Regions from separate parts of the Mus musculus genome. Here region 2 is linked to region 1. The links are chromatin loops, found by intact Hi-C in ENCODE. Cell type or tissue: left cerebral cortex. All regions are shown on one strand. Links, peaks and the distances in the headings refer to the core of each region. The heading gives the core; the rest is flanking DNA. Region 1 overlaps Dlgap1 (DLG associated protein 1). Region 2 overlaps Dlgap1 (DLG associated protein 1).

Region 1 (2,920 bases), core at 123-2,622:
TTGACAAGGTTTTTAGACAAGGCAGCCAGCAAATCAACTACTCACATCATAAGCAGAATTGCAGTGTTATAAAATTGATATAAAATAGTTAAATCTGAAGCAGTATAATTTAAGTTTTCAGATGAGAAAAAAAAGAAAGAAAAGAAAAGAAGAAAAGAAAAGAAAAAAACTCAGTCACAAAAAGAAAACTCCCACCAGGCAAAGATGGAAACAGTCTTGAGACAGATTTGAAAAATAAATGTACCTGCATTTTAAAATAAAATCCTAAGCTCACATTTGCTGGGAATGTTTCTTTAGGGATCTTTGCGGGCTATCATGCAAACAACAGAGGAGACAAAAACAGAAACTGCTCCAAAACAACAACAACAGCAACAACAGCAGCAACAACAACAACAACAACAGCAACAACAATCCCATCATCCAGAGAATTAAATTCTGAAAAGGAAGATAAAGCGCTGAAGATTCTTGGTCAGAAAAATGACCGATTACACTCCAATCAGCAGACATTTACATCCTCTAGTCCCTCATCAGACTCAACAAGACCACAGGAAGCAGGATTTCAAGAAGCCCCCAGGCAGAATGACTTCTAGGCACCTGATGTCCCCACCTGATTCACACCGTCTATACATCCATTAGTTTGTTAGCTCTTCCCGACACACTAAGCATTGCTTACAGAGAGGAAAGAAAATAACAGCACAACTGAAACTCTCCTTACGCTCTTGCCTTTGCAAAAACCACTTCCAAAGCAGCAGCTCTCATCCATCAGATACAAAGTAACAAAAGAGTTGTTTATACCCAAACCTGGTCAGTCCTTCCATTTCGGGAAACTTGCACGCAAACTGAAGAAACCCACTCAGCCTTAAAAAGGTCGATCATTTTGTTGCCTACAGCTTCATCTCTGAGAGCTCTGGCTTCCTCGATCCTGTCTGCGCTCTCTCGCTCGCTCCCTCTGTGTGTCTCTCTACTTCCACGGAGAGGGAGAGGTTTCCCTTCCCCTTTCCTGTTTCTGCCGCTGGATGAAGGATGAATGCTAAATACAAGATTCGAAGGGATTTTTTTTTCTTCTTCTTCTTAGGCAAACAGTTGGAAATCTAAAACCTTTCTCTTCCGAATGGCTTAATATGCCACTCACTCTGCATAGAACATTTATAGAAAGAGGCATAAACACAACCAAGAATTCTACTTAAAAAAAAAAAGAAAGAAAAGAAAAAGAAAACAAGCCTCCCCCAAGCCTATTCTGTTTACTTAACTATTAGCACTTACCCTGAGGTGTGCCATAAATGCTCTATTCCAAATGTACAAAAGCCAACCACATCTCAGCTGAGAATTAAACAGTTTTAATGTCTTCAAATCCATGCTCTTGCTCCAAGCCCTGATACAGGCAGTCACTGGCAGCTGTACAACAGTTCCCAACGGCAGACATCTGATTCTTGACATTTAAAAATAACAATATTGGGGGAATGGGGAGCCTTTTTTTTTAATTAACTAAAACAGCTTGTGAGTGAGCACATATTACCCATTGAGTATATTGATTACAGCGTACAGTGATTGCAAGCCAGTCATTGTCAGTCACAGGTTAGACACATATCGACCCCTCAGCTCTCAACACAGTCATGACAAGAAGCTGCCTTAACTTCAGTCTGTGTGAAACTCTCCAAAGACAGAAGATGCATTTTAATACTTAAATTCCATTTGGTGACTATGTATTAATTAATATTCTTCAGTAATTCACTGGTTACTCATCTAGTTTGGAATCAAATGGGGAATTTTGCTTTCCTTTCTGCTGGCAGGCTAATTCCATGTTGGCATTCTTTTCTTGGCATGGGCATGTTGCAGGTCGAATGCACACAAGTTTGTTTTAGAGGAAGACAGACAATAAAATAAACCATACGTTAACATCTACATCTGAAACATATTAGAGACCTGGAGAGACCTGGGGTCAGCTGTTGGCTGTCCTGTCTACTCTGCATTCTTTTGTGTCTCTGTCAGCTTTGTCTGTAAAGCAAAGGGAGACCCTGGGAAGAAGTAATAGTGGAAGGGAAAGAGGATGAGTACAATACGAATTTGTTAGGCAAATAGATAAAAATATCAACGACCAGTGAACATGAATATCAGAATGGAACTCCATTTTTGTTTGAGAAAAAGTGAAAATATTTGAAGCAAATGTAATCTTTTTTTAAAGTTGTTTTGAGTATTAAAGGAGATCTAGATGGTTTCTAACACATAAAGGGCATGCGATATAGGTCCTCTTTCTGTATGTGGAAAGGGTAGGGATTGACCCTGGTGAATGGAAAGAATTCAGACTTTAAAGGGAAAATAGCAGTCGATTTGCCATCTTGCTACGTGCCCTTGGTCGAGTTATTCGATATAGTTCCCTAAATTTTTTTTCCTTGTGAAATGCTTTTTAAAATTTCAAAGAACAAATGATATAACATCTGAGAGGCATCTGCTACAGCAGGCATCTGTGAACCCAGAACCACCGTCCCTCCAAATCTTAGAGATTTCTCTAATTTGTACACTGAGGTGCTCAGTTTAAAAAAGATGTGCACAGAGATGAGAGCTTTCTAGAGTCAAGGGCCTTGTTTTTCAGTAGATGAAGTGAAGTAGGCTTCAAAATCTAAAGGATGGTTCCAGTTAGCAGCAGATAGGGACTAAAAGCCTCGTGTTCCCTGTGGAACTGAGCTTTGTGTGTCAACGAAACTTTGTGATACGATGTTCAAGATGACAGCAGATCCAGCATGAAGTCAGCCAGCCCTACAGTAATATTACTAGAAAACAAAACAACTCCTTTTGTTTCTCCAAAGTTGCTTCAAGGAAATGACTTGATACATGAAACTGTCCCACAAGAACGGATAGGGACCAGATAATCCTATTTTCTTTTTTTTTTTTTTCCATTTTTTATTAGGTATTTAACTCATTT
Region 2 (2,920 bases), core at 332-2,831, 46 kb after region 1:
GGTACATTTACACAATGGAGTACTACTCAGCTATTTAAAAGAATGAATTTATGAAATTCCTAGGCAAATGGATGGACCTGGAGGGCATCATCCTGAGTGAGGTAACACATTCACAAAGGAACTCACACAAAATGTACTCACTGATAAGTGGATATTAGCCCAAAACTTAGGATACCCAAGATATAAGATACAATTTGCTAAACGCATGAAACTCAAGAAGAATGAAGACCAAAGTGTGGACACTGTGCCCCTTCTTAGAATTGGGAACAAAACACCCATGGAAGGAGTTATAGAGACAAAGTTTGGAGCTGTGACGAAAGGATGGACCATCTAGAGACTGCCATATCCAGTGATCCACCCCATAATCAGCTTCCAAACGCTGACACCATTGCATACACTAGCAAGATTTTGCTGAAAGGACCCAGATATAGCTGTCTCTCGTGAGACTATGCTGGGGCCTAGCAAACACAGAAGTGGATGCTCACAGTCAGCTATTGGATGGATCACAGGGCCCCCAATGGAGGAGCTAGAGAAAGTACCCAAGGAGCTAAAGGGATCTGCAACCCTGTAGGTGGAACAACATTATGAACTAACCAGTACCCCGGAGCTCTTGACTCTAGCTGCATATGTATCAAAAGATGGCCTAGTCGGCCATCACTGGAAAGAGAGGCCCATTGGACACACAAACTTTATATTCCCCAGTACACGGGAACGCCAGGGCCAAAAAAAATGGGAATGGGTGGGTAGGGAAGTGGGGGGGGGTATGGGGGACTTTTGGGATAGCATTGGAAATGTAATTGAGGAAAATACGTAATAAAAAAAGAAGATATCATGTTAGTGTCAAAGTCTGCTCGAACACAAAGATGCATTTGTTTTTCCAGGGGCCATGCTAAAAACCCTTGTAATGCTCTTTAAAAAAATATAACAACTTACATTTACCTGTGAGTTTCTGTTGTACAGTTTCTGTTACCAGTAGTACACCACTGCCTGAACATATTGACTGAAAAAAAAGTCTATAAACAATTCCTGACTTTTAAATTGATGTGTTTCTGAGAAGCATGGGGACATGTCATGTGGTCTTGTCCTTCCGTCTCTCTGACCTGTCCCTTTCCCTAGTGTGTTCATTTTGCATATACTAAGTGACTCTGCAGTCACTTAGCTGTATTAGTTATCCAGTTACCTATGGCAAAGTCCACAGTGCCCATATACAGTCTGCAATCTGTGATTTAAGGCACTCACTGCGGCTCTTGGAATTCATCAAGTTAGGTGCAGTTAGTGTACTTCTAAAGGGCTTTCAAAACAAGAGATTGAACTGGGGCTACAGAGATTGGTCAGCAGTTTAGAGCACCAACTGCTCTTCCAGAGGTTCTGAGTTCAATTCCCAGCAACCACATGGTGGCTCACAACCATCTGTAATGGGATCCAATGCCCTCTTCTGGTGTGTCTGGGGATGGCTACAGTGTATTCATATACATAAAATAAATAAATCTTTTTTAAAAAGAGAGATTGAACAGACCACTCTAAGTTATCATTTCCAGACCAGATTGAAAGGAAATTAAAAAAAAAAAAAGATCCACTAACAACCCTAAATAGAATAACCAGAGGAGGATGCCGATGAGGGCTACCGTGCACCAGGCATTGTTCCAGGGACCTCAGATGCATTTGGTCATTAGCACTGGTAATGTTTTGGAGGACACAGTCACCCTTTGCTCTGTTACAGACAGAGACTGAGCTAGGAGGAGGGACATGTCCACAGCAAAGCTGCAGGCAGTTCTTAAAACCTGGGATAAACATAGGCAAACTGGCTCCAGGCAGTAGGTTCTCACCCAGTCTTCTGAGTTATGCCATGTGTTTACCAGAAAAAAAATATGGCCTTTTTATGGGATAGAATTCCATTTTTAGATGGAAGGAATTTCAGAGAAAAAGGAAGGTTGTTACCTAATCTAAGCAGGACCTTGAAGTCCAAGGTTAATATGGTGTTATTGTCTTCTTGGATGTGGCATGAGTTTGCAACAAGTTGACAAAGACCCTCACAGTCCTGGTCATTCCAGTAAGGTCTTTAGGTCAATTTGCTGCTTCGGAATCAGAAGCTAGAAGCCTTCAATCCAGCTAAGGTTACAATCGAAAGTCAAAGAAAGCTACATTTGGAGTTTTCTACCGTAAAGAGAGTGGAAGGGCTCTGACAAGCCACCTTGTGTCCTGGTATGGTGTTTGGAAGACAGAAAGAAGCACTATCCATTCTCAATACTCTTCTCTCCGTGGGGAGGAAAAAGCCACCCAAACATATTCTATCCATATGGTATGTGTATGTGCTTATGTGTGCTTGTGTGGAGATGTGTGCACGAGTGTGTGAGTATGTATGTGTTTGTGTGTGTGTATGTGTGAAGGTCTTGGGTATTGTTCCTCAAGAGCCATCCACCTTGTCTTTTAGACAGTCTCCATTGGACTGGGGGCTTGCTGACTATAGTAGGATGGCTGGCTAGTGTGGCCCGGGGATCCACCTGTCTCTGCATCTCTAGTGCTGAGATTACAAACGGATGTCCTTACTTCCAGCTTTTTTTACAGGCACATTGGGGATTGAGTTCAGTTTCTCACACTTATGTGACAAGCATATTACTGACTGGGCTATCTCCCTAGCCTACCCCATATGTATATTTTAGCAGGAGAAACCCAAATATTTTGTTCTCTCAGATGAACATCAAATTCTGTGTGATGACTCTTCACTGTCTACCATGGCACTGCCCTATGTTATTCCACAGAGAGTTTCTCAGAAAACATTGTGTGAGACACTCTACAGATAATATTTGCATACATTCTTTCATCCCTTAGAATAGACTGTTTAGAAGTAGAATTCCATTCTTTATGTGACATTCGGGAGCCTGGATTCTTGTCACATAAATTACCAGCTCACCTTAGGAAG

What was found. Hi-C counts contacts between places; a loop is a spot of excess contacts. Peaks named below come from ENCODE experiments on the same cell type or tissue, not always from the same donor. Only the 100,000 strongest peaks of a DNase experiment are listed, where the experiment ranks them.
Region 2: a loop joins it to region 1, with 2.4 times the contacts of the local background. A loop is called at or near these places in 3 of 42 quality-filtered maps.

What each region holds. Positions count from the first base shown.
Region 1 is chr17:70,520,144-70,523,063 of GRCm38, reverse strand. All of the region lies in intron 2 of Dlgap1 (DLG associated protein 1), which reads right to left. Among named protein-coding and RNA genes, the nearest start is that of Gm46581, 86 kb to the left of the region's middle. In left cerebral cortex, for the core only: no CTCF peak of the experiment used is centred there; DNase peaks (open chromatin) are centred at 898 and 1,436; H3K4me3 peaks cover 1,844 bases; H3K27ac peaks cover 2,500 bases.
Region 2 is chr17:70,474,505-70,477,424 of GRCm38, reverse strand. The region is part of intron 1 of Dlgap1 (DLG associated protein 1); the gene reads right to left. Among named protein-coding and RNA genes, the nearest start is that of Dlgap1, 51 kb to the right of the region's middle. In left cerebral cortex, for the core only: a CTCF peak has its summit at 1,446 (motif pointing left); a DNase peak (open chromatin) is centred at 1,731; H3K27ac peaks cover 1,316 bases.